2 separate regions of the Homo sapiens genome follow, and region 1 is linked to region 2. A link is an interaction called in ENCODE POLR2A ChIA-PET data of the cell type or tissue named here. Cell type or tissue: HepG2. All regions are shown on one strand. Each heading gives the region's core, and the rest is flanking DNA. Links, peaks and the distances in the headings are about the cores only. Region 1 has its middle 54 kb from the start of LINC03125. Region 2 holds the start of LINC00261 (long intergenic non-protein coding RNA 261).

Region 1 (9,564 bases), core at 492-8,491, 620 kb after region 2:
CAGACACTGAAAACCAAATACTGCATGTTTTCATTTATAAGTGGGATGTAAATATCAGGACCTCATGGATATAAAGACAGCAACAATAGACACTGGGGACTACTAGAGAAAGGGGAGAGGTGGGTACGGGTTAAGAAAGTAACTTATGAGTGCTATTCTCAGTACCTGGGTGATGGGATCATTTACCATACCCCAAACCTCAGCATCACACAATAGAACCAGGTAAAAAATCTGTACATGTACCCCTGAATCTAAAATAAAAGTTGAAAAAACAAACTACAGTAATCAAAACATTGTACTTACATAAAGACAGACATACAGAATAATGGGATAGAATACAGAGTTCAGGTTTAAATTCTCACATATATGGTCAAATAATTTTGAATGAGGGTACCAAAACCATTCAACAAGGGTAAGGACAGTCTTTTTAACAAATGGCACTGGAAAAACACAATATTCACATGTAAAAGAACGAAGTTGAACCCCTACCTTAACTATATACAAAAATTAACTCAAAATGGATTAAAGACCTAAATGTAATTACTAAAACTATAAAACTCTTAGAAGAAAACATAGAGGAAACCTTCACATCATTGGATTTGGCAATGATTTATGGATATAGCAGTAAAAGCACAAACGACAAAAGAAAAAATCGATAAATTGGAATACTTCAAAATTTAAAAATGTTGTGCACCAAAGGACACTGTCAACAGAGTAAAAGCAATCCACAAAATGGAAGAAAATATTTGCAAATCCATATATCCAATAAGAGATTAATAGCCAGAATTTCTACAGATTTCACAACTGAAAAAAATGAAAACGAAAACAACCGGATTAAAACATTAGCAAAGGACTTGAGCAGACATTTCTCCAAAAAATATATACCAATTAACTTTATGGGATTTTTCCATCTTGGTAAGAACAGGCACTATTCACAGCTCTGAGTAAGCTTGGGGCATTGCTCAATCTAAATCTTTCAGATGCTTCTTTCCCCAGCCTTCAACAGAACCCATTAACAATTTGCTGAATATTTGAGGGGGACCCTCGGCATATCTTCAGAGCTCTCTTGCCCACTGTCTCCATGCACGTGTCTCCTCTTTGGTACTCATCCTATCAGTTCTAGTCAGTGGGTTCTCCCTGGACTCTCCACTCTGTGTCTTCAACTCAGAGTCTGCCAGGCTCCAGCTGGCTTCTCCTTCCTTGTATGTATTCTTTTTGCTTTTACAGAGAAATAAAGTGTCACATAATGCTAAGGTAAACAAAAACCCACCTTTCCAGTGCCATTTGTTAAACAGACTGTCCTTACTCTTGCCTGGAAACTCTCAAAGCAGTAACTGGGGCAATCATATGAGTTGCCTCATTTCTTCCCTGTCTCTCAGGGCTCCCTGTCCTCCATTGCCTGATGCTCCTTGTCTTGAAACTGTCATTTTATGTATTTGGTCTAGCTTTTTGGTTTTGTTTTGTTTTGTTTTGTTTTCAGGTGGGAATATAAATCCAGTCCCTGTTACTCCATCTTGCACAGAAACAGAGTTCTGCCCATGAATCTTTAAATTATGATTAAAAACAATCTTTCCTAAGGAAAGGAAGTAATTTTGGTGAGAGCTTTTCTTCCCCAGCGACATTTCAAAAGAAATGTGTGGCCAAGCATGTAACGGGATCTCCTCATGGGGAACTCTATCTCTGCTTGGTACCCGAGGAGAGGATCTGTGGCATGAAAGCAAAGCTATCTCTAAGTTGATGCTGCAGGAAGCAGAATCTCCCCAAGAACCAGAGGAGGCAGCCCCAATGTTCAAAAAAGCTCACCACCCATATGTGACCTCTCTTAGTTCCCATGCAGGAAACTGCTTCCACTGGATGGAGAAGATAAAGCCTTTAATCAGCAAGAGGTGGCAGATCATTCATTCATCCCTGCAAACCTGGGGTTAAATCACAGCTCATCCTTGGAGACAACTGAATCCAATCTTTTTGCTTTTACAGATAAATAAAATGTCACATAATGCTAAGGTAAACAAACACCTACATATCATGAGGTCAACATTTCCAGTGAGCCCTAGGGGTTATAGCAGTGGCTGAGAGGATTTTACAGAAGACAGGGAGGCCAGAGGGAAGACAGAGAGGACTCCAGGCCCATTCCTCCTTCAGTCAAAGCCGTTTATTTTATATGTGAAGAAGATTTCATCTGAAAAATCATGGATTTGATCCAACCGCTGCAATTTTCAGATGAAGAAGAAAAATCTGTAAAAGACTTACCCAGGGTCAGGCAGGAAGTTTAACATGCAGCCTGTGATCAGAACCCCGATCTCTTGCACCTCTGTGTGATACTTTTACATCTGGGTCACAGAAGGATGCTGGTGAATGGAACAGAGGCCACAGGGGTGGAAATCCCTGATTCCTAAGGCAAGATAATGCAGACTTCACAGACTTGTCATGAGGAACCAAGAAGCAGATGAATGCAGAATGCTTTGTGAAGAGTAAGAAGCAGCACAAACCCCAGGAATTTACAACAACTGTTCTTACCTACCAGACCACTGCCACCCAACTGGGCTGACAATTCCAAGCAGGCTGCTTCTCAATCCAGCATGGCACAGGACACCGACAGCCCCACCGGGGCATTTTAAATTTTGTCTTGATAATGGTTTTCTTCACAGCAGTTTGATCTGGGGATAACTCTGTCTACCATATGACTTCAAAGAAGCTATGCATGACCTGCAAGCTGAGTCCTTCCCAAGGTTGTGCTTGCAAGGGGAAAGGGAATACGAGAGGGGAGGATGCTGAGGATCTCCGTGGGCAAGGAGTCCCAGAGAAAGGTGTGAGTTTCCAAACAACAACCTGAGAGCATTGGGATACCTTGTCTGCTTCCTCAAAGCCAGCCCAGAAGTCTAATACAAATGGACTACCTGTGAGGCCCCAGAGCAGAGCTTCACAAACACCAAAGAACAGGTTTCCTATGCTCTCTGATCACTCTGCAATTAAGTTAGAAATCAATTGAAAATAAATGTATGTTCCTTTTGATATAGACAGTTGTGTGACCACATGAGGTTTGTACAGTCCCAGGACCCAACCCCAAAGGTTCTGGGTGAACCCCTGATTGAATGGTTATTGATTGACTAACAAATTGATGTTTTTGCTTGTTTGTATTTGTTGGAGTGAAACCTGTAGCCATGTTATGACCTCTGCTTAGACTGCAGAGCAGCTCAGCAAAGCACCGGTTTGTTTGTTTGTTTTTAATTCATCATCTACACACAATCTCTACATTTTTATAGACTATTTTAGAGGAGTTTTAGTTTCACAGAAAAATTGAGCAGAATCTTTTTTTAAATAAAAAACACATTGAAAGTAAAATAAACCTCAATTTTAGACCCAGTAAAAAAAACTACCAGGCATGCAATTTAGACGTCTTCATTCACACTTCTGCTTTCATTCACACTTCTGCCTTCATTCACACTTCTGCCTTCATTCACACTTCTGCTCAGCAAATGTGTGGTGAGGATGGTGCTGTGCAACGTACTAAGATGATGGGAGGACTGGTCCACAGCCGCGTGCAGGGCAACAGGGTGGAGTAAGTGCGCAGTGGTGGCTGCGCTTGAGGCTGTGGAATTTGGTGGCCAGGCCAGCCACCCCATGATAGAAATCTACCCGATACCGACGTACACAGTGAAAAGCCCCTTCTGCCGTGCACTGAAGCCACGATGATGTAAGTCCGAGCAGCCAGGTGCACAATGGGGGCCGTTCTCAAGGGCAGGGCATCTGGTCCCCATGAACATACTCAGGGACCAAACCTCAGCCATTGGAGGGGAAAGGAGCTCCCAGTTCAACACAACATCAACACTGGGATGGTCCAGTACAGCCCCCAGTGATTCATGTCTAAGCCCTATGGATGTCTGCAGCAAGGTGATAGAAGAGAAAAGGCTGCTTTACTATAAATCATTAGGGTGTAGCAATCACAGTTTGAGATCTGGCCTCCCAGGGAGGCTGAGGAGTGGCGGGCTTCCTCCAGAGATGGCAGGCTGGGTATCGGAACAGCACCTGGAAGGAGAAGCATGACACCTGGTGGAGAGCAAGGACCCGACAGCCAGGACCCAACCCGGACATGCCACAGGGAGCTCGGAGCAGCCTCAGGGACCCCGTCTACCCAGTGGGGGTGTGGCAGGAAGCAGTGACAGCCCATGGAATTTGACAAGTCCATGAGCACATGTGAGCTTCCCTCCTAAACCTGCCAGAAATTCTGGAGGGAATTTTACAGAGCCAACATCCGACAAGAATAGGTGGGGGAAGAAGCCATGGAATCATGGAATAGGGGCTGCTCTTTATGACAATGATCCCAACAGTTGGCGAGATGGATGGAAGTGTAACTTAGTGCTGTTGTGTTGTTAACTGGCATGGTCTTTGGGGTCAGACACACCCTCTGATCCCACTGTGCTACATGTGAGTTGTGTCACTGTCATAGGTAAATTTCAATCTCCCTTGAACTCCATTTTCTCCATCTGTTGAATGATAAGCTGCTATCTCTTGGGGCTGTTCTGAAAATCAAATGAGACCGAATTTCAAGGACTTAGAACAGATCAGGTGCTCAATAAGTGGCATCCAGGGTTTTCTTGAGTAGTTTGGTGGAACTGTTCCAGCTCAGAGTAGTAACAATAGACAAAGACACAAACTGTAGGTCAGCATGAAGGGGATGTGCTAGCTGCTCAGGAGGGGTCAAAGGGTGACTCCCAGTCGGGCTTTGGAGGCTTAAAGAGTTCAGCCTTAGTTGAACTTTAGGAGTTCCTCTAAAGCAGATGAGGCGGGGGGAAGGTTGCTACAGGCAGGGGAAGGCATGAAGGCCAAGTAACAGCAGCGTGGAACTTCAGAGAGCTCCCGGCTCTCCGATGTAGGAGACAGAGGGGTGAGCGGTGGGCTTCTAACCAGAGTGGAACAGAGAAGACAGGACAGGCCTCTGGATGCATGTGGGGAGAACTGGGGGGTGCTGGTCTTAGGCATATAAATAGTTTCCCTTTTCAATAAAGCAGCTCCCTAAATGTACAGCCCAGATATCAACTCAAACCCCAAGTCCCGCAGCTTCCCCAGGATTTCTGTCCATCCCTGACATCTGTGATTTCCTGGTGACTGCCACTCTAAGCTCCTCTCCTGAGCACTTGGCTTCACTCATCCTTTCTTCTCATTCATCATTATTATTCAGCCAGTATGTATTGAGGCTGTGGGAGTTGATCATAAAAATTGGATCATTCTTGTCACATCTGACTTAAACAGACTCAAGAGGCCTAGGGGAATGCACTCAGGGCACAAAACATTGCTCCAAAAATGTAATTGTCTGCAAGCCTGGCTGCGGAAACTGCCTATAACCTATATCTCATGGCTACTAAAACACCCTGACATGACTCTAAGACTAGTTTTACCCACTGCCATCACTCACCAAGCAGAGCCTGCCAGCTCCCCAAAACTTTACTCTTGTCAAAGAACATTCTAGAAAAAAAATCTAACATTTTACCTTTTTATAAAGCCTCCTACCTCCTCTTTGTCTTTGGACATCATACTGAAGACTACCCCATCTACATGTATGCCTTGCATTGCAATTCTCACATCCCAAATAAAATGTTACATTTAAGACATCCATCTCTACAGTTTTATTCTACCTTTAACAGTGCCTGCTATGTGTCAGGCACGGTTCTAACAAAAAAAAGTGCCCTGATGGAGGGAGGTGACATTCTAGTTGGGGGTGGAGGGTGGGGTAAGGAGAGACAGACAGCAAATAAACAGAAAGCAAAATATATTGAATGTCAGATAATGATCAGTGTCATGAAGAAAAAAATAATGCACTAGTGAGGATTAACAAGCAAAAGATGCAGCTAAAAACACTCTCTTCCTCCCTCCCCACCCACCTCATCTTCCTCTGTCCCGTTACCATGCAAAGCCTGCATTCTTGGTTCACCTTTGCTGCACTGGTCTTCTTTGGGTAATGGAACCCTGCGTGTACATCCTCCATCCCTAGAGGAGTGCTGAACTCAGCTACTCAGGGGAGCATGCTTATCTGGCATCCATTTCCAAAAAACACTTTCTCTATAAATAACATGGGCAATTAAATTGTTTAGAGCACCAAGGGTTTGCAGAGAACAAACATCATGTTGTTCACATTTGAGCTGGAAGGATTACTAAATGATTCCTGTTTTTCACTCTGATTGTTAAAACCTTGATAAGTCAGCTTATTTTTATTAACAGAATCACTGGGTTCCTCCTGATACGTGATGTTCAACTGAATTAACTGAGATTGGAGGCAAAGATTGGATGCAAGGAGTAACTGGGCTCACAACAAGTTTCTATTAACAGGCTAATTAAAGCAGGTTTTGATGGTTTTAGGAAATGTGGCCTCATCTGGGCGTGCAAACAAGGGCTCTGGGTCTGGAAGAACTAATAATAGCTGTTTGGCAACACTTTGCAGCAGAGCCTTGACACACTAGGTTGCTGGTAGCTTGCATTGTTCATCCCTCAGGAAAATATTTTTGTTTTGAAACTTACTAAACTGTTTTTGGTCTGTGGGGTGATGTTAATAGAAACAGGTTCTTTTCCTCCCTCTTAATCTTTTAAAGTTTGCCAAAATAATGGAAAATCCTGGGATACCAAACAACAAAACATTATCACTACCCTCCTGCCAATGGTTATAAAAAGACCATCCCCTAAGTTCTGTTCTCCTGATTGGAATGCTTGTCTGGAATAAGGTTATGACCTGAATATGCCTTCAACAGGCCGACTCATAATCAGGCCTTATATAAATTCTTAGGGATGTTAAGAAAAAGTATTTAAAATATGGAAATAAGGCCCCAAAGTGGGTGGCGCAATGTTTTATTACAATACTGGGGCCATATTTACTAAGGCCACATAAGGATTATTTAATTATCTAGGGAAATGCACCTGTGTTTGACCTGCCAGTTACTATTATTTGAGGCTATACACTGAGATCACATGATATTTTAGAGAACTTGTCTAGGAGAAATGCATATCATTTCTGTCCTGTAGGAAAATAATGCTAAAGATTACAGTTTTATTGCCCTGCAGGACATTAACCAACCAGTGTTACCTGTAAGTCAGCAAACACTTCAAGAAGTCTTTTCTGGTAGACTAAAACCTGTTCTATTTCTTTCTGAATCAACTTTATCATCTTATTTCTTCACTGATGAGCTGAGTGAAATATCTGACTTGGGTTCATTCTATATTTGTATGAGTCTTTTTTAACTTGTTGAAAACTGTACATTGACAGGAATGACAAATAACAAAAGTGGTGGCATATGACAGGCAGCAGCAATGTTCAACTTTACCTAAGCCTGAGACCTTGGAAAACACGGACACGTAAGAAAACCCCCACCCTCCTGTTCCTGGAAATGGCTTACTGCCGAAGCCTACCCTTCCCCATGTGGCTCGGATAAGACGCATGGATGACTCCTCGTTTACCCGTAACACACAGTCACAGACTCACCACCATTTCCATTCTTTGCCTCATAAATGATTAGCTGAATTGCCTGCCACAGTGACCAATCTGGACAAGATATCTTCTCATTTGAATTAACCAAACTTTGGTTAAGTTTCTCTCCTTCCCCCAGACGCACCCTCAGCCTAAGCCAGCATCAGAATGTGGACGGCCCCTCCTTGATGTTCCCTCCCGACATGAAGAGAACTGGCTGTCAGTTTCCTCATCAATTGTCCTTCTAGACCACCTGCGGGTCCCACTTCCCCACACCAATTCTTTCCAGCCTTGCTTTACTCTTCCCTTTCAAAGAAAACTCTTTTCTCCCTGCCTGATTTGGGAGACACTTGCAGATCCTGTCGTCTGTGCCTTTCCCATATTGAAATGGTCTTTCGGCGCAGCAGTGATCTTTTCCAGTAAAGTCTCTATAGCTAAGTCCTGATTTGTTCTTATTTGACCCTATTCTGACACTGCAAAGAGAAAGGACCCAACCCAGTGCTTTCACGGCAACCTGCTTTTCCTCTCCTCCCTGCCCCTCCTAGGAATCCAGACCCGGGACTACTTGATACTCAAGCTACTAGCCATGTGCCTGATAAGTGTCCTAAGTGGTTTTCTATAGAGTCTTTTTCCCCAAAATGTGGTTCAGGGAGCAAAACATCAAGGACACACGTCAGTTAGTTAGAATTCAGAATCTCACGCTCCACCCCAGACTCCCAGAATCAGAATCTGCATTTTAACAAGACCTCAGGGCGAAGCATGTGTACATGCAGGCGTGAGAAGCACTGCTGCAGGGCACACTGGCACAGGCCGCCCTAAATCCTTGCTCTCCCGGGGCTCTGTATCCAAGAGCAGTTTGTCTCAAATGGAAGGCCTTTCCAGCACAGCTGGTGCCTGCCAGGTGCTGTTCTCTGGGCTCCTGGGTGCTTACAGAGGCAGAGCTAAGTCTGAATACAAACATCGCATAAACCTCCTTTTATATGCTAATAAACCTCCTAGATTAAACAGCAAGCCTTTTGCAGGCACAATTCTCATTTTCTTTTTATGAAAGATGGTCACTAGGTCATTCTTAGACAACTTTACTTATTCTCTGCAACTTCCTTGCCTCCTTGCAGGAGAAACTTGGATTTCCAAAGCATTCAAAATGCATGGCCCAGCTGCTCCTCATATTGAAGTTGCGACCATGGGATTTGGCAACATTGAGCTCCGGCTCTGGGCATTGCTCTCACAGCTGAGAGTGACGCCCAGGCTCTGGCAGCCCAGACTTGTCATCCTGTAAATGAACAATCCCCAGTCCCCGGGCCTCATTTTATTCACTTGGCTGAGCTGCCTGTTTGCTTTCCGTTCTGTGCTCGCCAGCTCACTAAGCAAGAGGATCCGTGCCTGACTGCGTGGAGAAGCTGTAGAGGAAATGGCCACCCTGACTGTCCCAGCACCTCCCGGGGTGGCCCGGGGCCTGGGCCCTGAGCAGAACTGTGATAAAGGGAAGCAGGGAAGCAGTGCGAGAGCCCTGACCAGGTGCAGGAGCCTGATTCCGAATCCACCTCTGCCATGGGCAGATTGCATGATGCCATCAGAGCCCTCTAACCTCTGGCCTTCAGTTGTCACACCTGTAAAATGGGGAAATATTCTAAAGAAGTGGCTCAAAACCTGATCATCCATCAGCCTCCCCCCAAGAACATGGGGACAGTGCACATGGCAAGGCCCCATGCCCAGAGTTTCTGATTCCACAGTTTGGGATGAAGCCTAAGAATGCGCATTTCCAACAAGGCTTCTGGTGAGGCTGATGGCCCAGGGACCTCACTTTGGGAAGCTCTGTAGTAAATCCAGTTTCTCAGCCAGTCTGCTCTGTAGAGCTCCTGAGACAGACTCTTTCCCTAGGCCTCCCCTGAGGTTCTTACTTAAGCAAGTCTCCATTTTTCAAAAGCTCTGCCAGGTAACTCTATATGGCACTAGGGCTGAGAGGCACTGGGTGGATGTTTCTAAGATCCCACGTAGCTCTCACATGCCAGGATGCCATGATTTTGAAGCAGAGTGCCTCCTGCCTTGCCAAGGCTGACAGCACACACAGGGCAAAAGGCCATCGTCACATATTGGAATTTCACTCTTTG
Region 2 (9,564 bases), core at 1,103-9,102:
TGTAAATTATGATTTCCACCAGCAGGAAGTGGGGAAGCTTAAAAGAGATCCTGTTCAGGAAGATACCTTGCATGGTTCCTGGCACCTAGGAGAACCCCACTCAATTGTGATTGGATTGACTAGAGTTTCCATTCAAAATAAGAGAGGGCAGGACGTGGATGGGAGCATGAAGGCCACTGAAAACACTAAAATGGTAAAACAAAGTTTCTGCCTATAAATTGACTAACTTTTCTGAAGGAAAAGTCTCTCTTTTCTAGAGAGGATTTTCTCAACTAGCAGGGGATAGATTTGTTGAAGTTACAACTTCTTTCTGTGTGTGAACTGCCCCAATTAATGTAGCTCAGAATCACAGAACAAATGAAAAATATATAGTGAAATTGATCTCCTTTATTTGAAACTTAAAATGGGTTTGTGGAGGTAAAGCAGGCAAAAAGCTTGATCAGAGCTTTATATTTTATACTGAAGGGTGCACATGTTGATATCTTGACTTTTTTGCTAAAGATGCTTCTGATTTCCATATGAAGCTCTCTATAACCCAGCTCCTGCCCTGGAACCTCACCCTATTCCTTCACTGAAAACGTCATCTAATCATCATCTGTCCTTTTCGATTATCCAGCTATCTACCTCAGGCCTTAGTGCCTTCCAAGCCCTCTCCTCCAAATACTTCCAAAGATTGTTTTATGTTTTCAAATAAAGCACTTTTAACATTCATGAATTCAAGTTAGGAATTATATATATGCTTTCCTTTCAGTAAGCAACAATTTCCCAACAAAATTCAATATATAATTACTTCTGCTTTATAAAAATAGAAGGAATAATAAATTGAGATTATATTTTTCATTAAATACCAAGTCAAAATTCACATGCATGCAATCCTATTTTTATTTGCTCAGATCATTACCAACCCTAGTTCAAAAACATCCCTGCTTATTTTTGGACCTGTGTCTTATTATTTTCAAATCATTGAAACAATGGGAAAGCTGATTTACTGATTAAAAAATAAACTAGGACCCAACCATTTAAAGAAGCAGAGATTGAACCACATAAGCAAGTAGAACTAAAAAACAGTAAACAATTCTCGTCACAAAGTTATAATGCTGCATTACACGCCAGTATTTTTCCCTTACACATATGTTTGTGAGGCTGAAATATTCTCTCTCAATAAATTTAATGATGTTTAAGTCAAGAAAGTATAGTATTGCCAGCATCATCTCCTGACACTGCTGGGAATATTGCTGCCTCTGATTAACAAGAGAGGGTTAAACCCCAGGCACTTGCCCTGGTGGGAAGTGAGACCTCTAGCTTTGCATGAATGAATGTAACTTAATTTGTTGCTTCTTTTAGCACTCCCAGCTATCAGTTGTGTTATCTAACAGTGAAATATCACCCCTTCTTTAGAGAGAGATTGAGGACAAGTAAGTCAATGCTTTTTAATGTGAACCTGCGGGGGGCGGGGGGAGTGGTGACAATGACATCTGACCAGTCCATGTGAATGTTGGCAGTGAGCTCAGAGCTCTGACAAACAGCAACTAACGTAAAAAATAAGCACACTGGTGTGAAGGTATGCTTGTAAAAACTCCCTGTCCTCTCTACCTTTTCATGAGTGGTACTTTAGCACAAGGTGGCAGCTTCTTCTGCAGAGGATACAAATGATCTGGACTAGGCCCCAAGGGTGCAGGGACTGAGGGGGAGGGGAGAATAGGCATCACCTCCAGTCTAGCAAGAGGGACTGCCACGGAATTACAGCTTGTAAAATAAGCCTCCATCAGTCTCCCAGGAGACAGCCGGCCTCAACTTGGGTGTTCCCTGCTTGTTAGCCTCAGTCATAATTGGTCTCTCCTCCCATCCCACGTTGTTGGTTTTCTGTGTGTGGCTTTTGGTGTGAGCGTGTTAGGTCATCAACAAATACAATAGCGGGAGGGGGCAACTGGGGACACACATGATTGTTTTAGAGAAGAAAGGAGAAAAGGGATAAGAGAGTGGGCAGGAAGGCTGTGAACAGAATGGGGAAGATGGCCCAGGATTTAGGCTTCCGAGGCACCCCCTGGAGTGCTCCAGGGTAGGGAACTCCCTGGGAGTTTTGTTAAAGGGAGAAGAGGCCTGCTGGGAGCTGGGGACCCTGCTGAGCTCCGCTGAGGACATTCATCCATTCAACGCTATTTTTGTTTGCTTGTCTCTGGGGGTGCCTGTAACATCCTGCCCACATCCGGTGCCTCTCATCAAAAAAGAATTTTTCAAAAAATCCCAATCAGGGTGATTTGCTCTAGAAAGGCCACGTGTGTGGAGCTGAAGACCTAAAGAACAGCCCAGGACCCTGGCGGGGGTAGGGTGTGGGTCACAGGCCTTCATCCTTTTTCCATCCATTGTTAAAATAGATTCTCACTATCTTGTCTCTCCATCCCCCATCTCCTTTTACCTCTTCTCAGAGGAAAGCTGGGGATAGCGGCTACAGTAAATTTCTGATCTAAAGTTAACTATAAAGCCTAGAGTGGAGATGTCTTCGCATTTAAGGAAGGTTGAAGATACAGTGCATTGTTTTTGCTCAGAAGGGGAAAGATAAAGATAAGATCCCTAGACCCTTGAGTCTTTATTTACTGTAAAAAGAACATTTGACTGGGAAGGAAAGAGCAAGAAGTGTAATTAAGTCAAGTCGCAAATTTTGGGGATTGATTATTTTTTTCTGTTTGTATGTTTCAAAGTTTTACATTTTACTCGACAACCCCTGGCTGGCCTGGTTGCCATGGTGCTGCCTCCAGGGCTGGTGTCCATGCTGTCCCCCACCCAGTAGGATTTCAGGTCTGAAATCTTGTTCTTTTGCTACAGCAGGGACAGCAAACTGGAGCTAATGGCACTAGGGTGTGCGTGGGGGTGGAGGTGGTCTATTCTGTATGGCAGGACTTGATGCCTACGACTTTGCGGACATAAGCCAGAACGGGCTGCTTGCAACTCCAGGTTCATGGTGTTTGGGAGGAAAATGTTTCCTTTCCTGCGCTCTCTTGCGGGGTGAAGGTGCATAGTCAGAAAAGGCCTTGCTGCTCTTTTGAAACATAACTGGTGTCTGCACATTCCAGATCTCATCTCGGCCACCCCTCCCTCCAAGCCAGGGCCACCTCCAGACCCCCGGATGTGTAGAAGCATGCACTGCCCCGAAGAAAACGCGTTGCCCCCAGGTAACTTCAGGTACCTCCTAGGGCTAACGCCTCCTTCTATGCCATATTGAGCCTTATCTCTTGCTTCTTCCCGCCCCCCTCCCACATTAAAAGGCCCCCAAAGCATTGAGGAGCGGCTTCTCTTTATGAAGCTGGGGAGAAGGCGGGCGATAAAGATTGGGCGTTTAAATTGGCCATTTGGAAGATTACATCTCTTCAGCGAGGGTCTTTCTTTCAAAACTCGCACTGAATTAAGGGTCATGGCTACTCCGTACCCGGCTCTCAAAGGCACGGCACCTTTGAATTAGGTTGCGGAGTGGCCTGGGCGAGGGGACCCGGGGCCATCAAAGGCCCGAGGGAAGGCCGTGGGGCGACACCCGTCTAATGACAAGTAATTGAAGGATTCGACGCCGCGCATTACCAGCGGAACGGGAGGCATTAATTATTTAAAAACGATTAGCCTTGCCGTGTGTCCTGCAGGCGTCCCATCATGTTCAGCGAAGATAACCAGCCACCCGAGGCGAGCCGGGGCTCGGAGGGCGGCGGGCGCGCTCCCCAGCAGGCTTCGGGTGCGGTGGACACGGGCGCACAGCCCAAGGCACCAGGGAAGGAGAGGAGGGGCCACCAAGGGTCCCCACACAGGAAGGTGACTACATAACACTGACCCTGCTGAACAACGAAACAGATTTCTGCCCACTTGGGTTCGAAGTCTGGTGACTGCGGCGCAGATGGGAAAAGCTTTCCGGTCGGGGGTGGTGGGCAATTTCCATGTGCCAGTTCCCTGTCGCATCAGACCAAAGACCCAAAGTAACCCAGCCAGGCACGGGCCTCTCACAGTGCCTGCTACCCAGGCGTTTAAAGAAAAGACCCCAGAGAGAATGTGGATCTGGCGTGGGGGCAGGGATTGGGGGGGGGCGCTGGTAGACACCTGGGGAAATACAACTTTATGAGGTTTCAAGGGGCAGCAGCAGAACTACTATTTTTCCGAGGTCCACGCCTTTCCGCAGGCGGCGGAAAGACGCGGCTGGTTCTGTTGGGTCCTACAAACTCGCGTCCTCCGGAATTCCCGAGGGCAAGCCCGGCACGCGCGAGCGTGCTCCTGCCCGTGGAAGGGGGGAAATCGGCGACTGGGTTGCAGGGAGAATGCGATGATAAATGGCCCTGCGTCTGCTTTCTGACTTTCTCTCCTGGACCCAGCTCGTAACCCCAGAGGCTCCCCAACCTGCCTGCCGCCAAGCACGGCTGTGCGCAAAAGGCCACCAGCCGCTTCCTGCAGCCAGAGCTAAGGTTCACTCGCCTCTTAGAAAGGCGCGGCCCCTCCCCTGCTGCTGCTTGATGACGATCCCCATCGTCTCCTCGGCCTGCCTGTGTCCGAGAAAGAGTTGAGACTGGACTCGAACCCCTGCGCGCCAAGGGGAGGGCGTCACCATGCTCCGGCCTCAGCCTCTTCAAACTCCCATGCACCACGCACATCATTTTCTGCTGACCCCCACACTAGATTCTGGGGCCAAGGGGGTTCCCCACACCCCACCCTCCACTGTTCTCTGGAAACATGCTGCTCTCAGATCGAATCCCCAGACCCGAGCCGCTCGAGGGGCCTGTGTGGCTTCCTCGGGGCCCTACCAAACTCCTCTAACTGAGCTCAGAGCCTAAGCGGTCTGAGTTTGCAACTCTACGACCCCTCATCCTTCCAAGTCATGCACTTTCCGAACCCCCTGCAAAAAAACCCAACGCCTTGAGTCTCAGTTGGCTGAGCTTACCACCAGCCAAGCCCGCCCGGGCGTCCGAGCCCTGGAAGGGAGAAGGACTGGCTGGGGGAGGGGCGGTGAGCGGACAGGAGTGGGGTGCGGACGCTGAGGAGGGGAGCCGGGCGCGGTCCCCGGGTGGGCGCGCTCCCTACCTGCGGCGGCCGGCGGGCCGGCTGGCGGGCGGGCTGCGGAGCGTCCAGCTCGCGGAGGGAGGAGGCCGACTGCTCCGAGCCGAGGCATCCCCGCATTTATTTGAGCTCAAACCAAGCGACTGTTGACTTTAGCACACAAAGCAAAGATTTCACTGCCCGCTAGTTTAAAAATGAATATTTTACCAAGATATCGATCAGCGTTATAAAATTCAGTTAAGTACAATGGGATCCTGGCAAAAAAAAAAAAAAAAGAATAATAAAGGAGGGGGGAGGCAATATAATATCTGTGCAAATTTGCTGAAGTGTGACGTGGCATGGAAAGTTTACCCTCCTGGAATTCGGATCTAGAATGTTTTTTTCGGTTGTTTACAGACTTTGTTTATTCACAGATCATGGTTGCTTAAACCGGCGCGCGGAAAGCGTGGGGAAAAAAGGAAAAAAAGGAGGGGGGAGAGTCTCTGCACCCCACAATGAGTAGAGTTGGGGAAAGCGCGCAGTGGCGATTTGTGAGCTCGTTATCTCGGAACCCGGGCTAGGGGAGGGATTTAAGCGGGAGGGGGGCGTGAAAGACACAAGAAGCACAGAAAAGCCTCCGAAAGCGCCTGCTCCCCGACATCCTTTTTATGTATTCGGACAGAACTATATCTTATCGGCCGGGATCAGTGAAGGGGGGCGCGCTAAGTAGTTTAAAACGACCCTCGCACAATGGGCGTGCCATACGAAACATAGCAGGTTAGGGCAGCGCTTTCAGCCTCCATTGTCCCCCACTCGGCCCCCGGCCCTGCCTCTCGGCTCCTTCGCCACGGGAGCCTTTTATGTGATAATGAAACACATTTCAGGCCGGGCTCACGACGTGTGTGTCCTTGCTAGGAGGAGAGACGGCCTGATTGCTGGCTGTGGCCTCCGGATCCCCCCCTCCCCAATTTCTCTTCCTTGTGTTCTTCGGGACAATGTGGCATGTTAAGAAAGGGATTTGGTGGCGGGAGGGGGGCAGTGGCGGGTGGGAGGCGGAGGCGATGCCAAACCCCCCTCAAGCGCGTGGGAAGGCCAGGCTTGTTGGGGAAGGCGGCGGGGTGGGGGATGGGGTGGCAGAGACCCCAGCAAGGTAGCACTCAAAGACAGTCTCCAGGTCTGGGGCGTAGCTGGAACACTCCAGGTTAGGATGGTCAAGAAGCCCAAAGATCTAATCTTGAAAAAAGGAGCCTGAGCTTAGAAACCTGAGGCAAAAAGTCCTAGCCTCCAGGCTTTCGGAGTGTTTTTACCCACCGCAAGCCACTGCGCGCGGGAGTGGCTCCCAAGTCTGCCTGACCCGCGACGACACTGATCCTGCCCTCGCCCAGCCAGCAGATGTCCTGGGCAAAACCAACACCAGACTCCCCTTTGCGCTGTCGGCCTTGGTTTTCACTGCCGTTGGCCGTCCTTTTAGGCCAGCGAGGTCGTCTGGGGGGAGAGGCAGCATGGTGTATAAGAATTCACTCTGGGATTTTTCGTTATACTTTTAGAGTCCTTGAAGGCTCACAAAATACCTGCATAACCCCTGGACCCTGCAAACCTGGATTGCCAACCTCACCTAACTTACAAGAAGATTTGCAAGAGCCTTGAGTTTTGGAGGGAGATGGGGAGCAAATTTGCCGACAGTGGCATCTTCACTACTGTCATGGTCCATTGGCCAGACACCCCTTACCTCCTCCTCACTCCCAAATATACCCTATTTTTAAAAAACAGACTTGGATTGTTACCCTGACTTACCCTTTCAAACCAATTCCAGGAGAAGATCTTCTAAATGTTTCCCTACACCAAGTGTCTCGCCATTTCTGGGTTAGTAAGGTCTTTCTGGGTTAGAAAGGTCTGCCATGGTTGTGCACAATACCTGCTCCAGGGAGAAGGGTGGGAAAGGGTGGCACCCTGTGTACAGAGGAGGCTGGAAGATCCAGGCAGAGTCCCAATTCCACCACTGTTCACAGTGGTGAACAGGCAAAGTGCTGCACCACAAATTTGCAAGTTTGATCCAGGCTCATTGACCTGAAGGGAGGCCCAAGATCAGAAGTACAGCAAAAACATGTGAAATTGAGGCTTCCCCCAAGAGAAGCAAGCTGTGGGGCCCAAGAGACCACAACAACAGGGCACATTCAAACAGCCAAGGTGGAAAATTGTGATATGTGGAGAGTGATCTTCTACTGGCTTTAAAAATAAACCTGCTGGAATGGTCTTCCTGGGATCTGTGTATTTCATTGTGTGTAAAGTTAACCCCCAAATTCAAAAAGTAACCATAAACCATACAAGTTCCATTTAATAATGTGCTTGCTTTAGTGTTTAGGGGGATGTGTACTGGTATCTGCAAATTTGAAGTGGATTTAGAGAAATAAGATGGATTGACCAGTGGAGGTGAAGATAGATGGACAAGTATGTGATAAAGCAAGTATAATGAAATGTTAATTGCAGAATCTCGGGAGCAGGTCCCTGTGTGCCTACTGTAAAATTCATTCAATTTTGGTATGTCTGAAAATTTTATTAATAAAATGTTGGGAAAACAGCAACACTCCCTGGGCCAAAATAAAATACAACCTGCAACCAGACAGGGTATCCCTCCCTCCTTCTTGAAATAATTTCCAAGCCTGTATATTTTGTAAGCCAAGTAAAGAAAAGAAAAATCTGGAAGAAAAGATTCAAGGGATAAAACCGGGTATAACACTTTAATATAGATTTGTGGAACTCTGGCCCTTGCAGCCAGAATACACATTTATAAGCCATAAATAAAGCACGCAGAAACCATAAATTAATCGGACCCGAGACCTGGATTTCACCGTGTCAAGATTGGGAATGCTTTTTTTTTCTTTTTCTTGGTCATTTACAACAGACCCTTACATTATTTTTTTTCCTGTTTTTAAACAATAGTACAACCCTCTGGTTCTGTTAAAACTACATGGTTTTACACCGAGTCACTCACAAAATTTTTTTTTTTTTTTAAGTAAGACTTCCCTGCAACAACAGCAATGGAGGAGAACAACAACAACAAAAAAATCAGAATCTGCAGGTGCTTGAAGAAGCAGGAGTCTACACAGTAGTGGAAACCGGAGGCTTTTTTTTAACTTTATATTCTTTCCCGTTTTCCTCCTTATATAGAACGTGGGGTATCTGTGTGGCCCTCTGTTTGGGACGGAACGGCTGCAGCGGGTGAAGAAGACTGCTGTCTTGGGGGTGTTGGGGTGGGGGTGTTATGGATTTCTTCTCCCTTGCGTCTCTGCAACACCGTCTCCCCAAAGTCTCGACCCCCACTTGCTCTCTCACTTGTCCTCGATCCGGGGTGCCAGAGTTAGCCGGGCCTGAAGCCGTCGTCTTCTTAAGAGGAGTTCATAATGGGCCGGGAGTACACCCCCTGGTAGTAGGAGGTATCTGCGGCCAGGGGCGAGGCGTCCAGGCCCGTTTTGTTCGTGACCGGGCCCATGGCCAAGCTGCCAGGCATGGGGGAACCGTAGCCGGGGTAGTGCATCACCTGTTCGTAGGCCTTGAGGTCCATTTTGTGGGGTTGGTGGTGGTGGTGGCTGTGGTGGTGCTGCTGCTCCGAGGACATGAGGTTGTTGATGGAGAACGGGTGGTTGAAGGCGTAGTGGTGTTCCGGCTTCAGGTGGGCCTCAGGCGGCAGGCCCGGGTGGTGGGGCGGGCCCAGCAGGTGGGCCGCGGCCTGCTGCTGCTGCCCGGGAGAGGGCGCCGGCTCTGGGGGGCTCAGCGCCGCAGCCGGCGTCCCCTTCAGCTCTCCCAGGCCCCCTCGCTTGTGCTCCTGGCACGGGGAGGCGCTCGAGTGAGGCGACTCGGTGCCCGCCGGAGTCTCGGAGGCCGGCCCGGCGGCCTCCCCGAGTTGAGCCTGTGAGGCCTGGGCTCCGGCGGCCGCCTTCTTGCCGCTGCCGGCGGCGCCTGCGGCCTCCTTCAGCGCCAGCTGCTTCTCGCACTTGAAGCGCTTCTGGCGGCGCAGGTAGCAGCCGTTCTCGAACATGTTGCCCGAGTCAGGGTGCAGGGTCCAGAAGGAGCCCTTGCCGGGCTTGTCGGGCGAGCGGGGCACCTTCAGGAAACAGTCGTTGAAGGAGAGCGAGTGGCGGATGGAGTTCTGCCAGCGCTGCTGGTTCTGCCGGTAGAAGGGGAAGAGGTCCATGATCCACTGGTAGATCTCGCTCAGCGTCAGCATCTTGTTGGGGCTCTGCTGGATGGCCATGGTGATGAGCGAGATGTACGAGTAGGGCGGCTTTGCGTGCGTGTAGCTGCGCCTGTAGGTCTTGGGGTCGCGGGCGCGGCTCAGGCCCGCCTGCCCGTACATGGGGCTCATGGAGTTCATGTTGGCGTAGGGGGCCAGGCCGCCCATGGCCCCGGCCGCCTGCCCCCCGAGCGGGCTCAGGCTGGGACTCAAGTGCGGCCCCATGCCCGCCACGCCGGCCGCCCCGGCCGAGCCGCCCATGCCCGCCATGGCGCCCGCGCCGGGGGACATCCCCGCCAGGGACGGGCTCATGCCAGCGCCCACGTACG

What was found. Peaks named below come from ENCODE experiments on the same cell type or tissue, not always from the same donor. Only the 100,000 strongest peaks of a DNase experiment are listed, where the experiment ranks them.
Region 1: POLR2A ChIA-PET joins it to region 2 with 6 read pairs; 2 of 35 experiments call an interaction of 5 or more read pairs at or near these places.

What each region holds. Positions count from the first base shown.
Region 1 is chr20:23,197,092-23,206,655 of GRCh38, forward strand. No RefSeq gene overlaps it. Among named protein-coding and RNA genes, the nearest start is that of LINC03125, 54 kb to the left of the region's middle. In HepG2, for the core only: a CTCF peak has its summit at 4,044 (motif pointing left); a DNase peak (open chromatin) is centred at 4,060; H3K27me3 peaks cover 1,288 bases.
Region 2 is chr20:22,573,461-22,583,024 of GRCh38, forward strand. It overlaps FOXA2 (forkhead box A2), which reads right to left. Exons shown (of 2, transcript NM_021784.5): 2 at 7,538-9,564. The coding sequence ends at 8,390. LINC00261 (long intergenic non-protein coding RNA 261) reads right to left here and starts at 5,182. Exons shown (of 4, transcript NR_001558.3): 1 at 5,050-5,182. RefSeq lists enhancers at 4,029-4,984, 4,985-5,940, 5,941-6,896, 8,573-9,144, 9,145-9,564. In HepG2, for the core only: CTCF peaks have their summits at 1,275 and 8,772 (motif pointing right); DNase peaks (open chromatin) are centred at 2,946, 3,871, 4,451 and 5,211; H3K4me3 peaks cover 5,261 bases.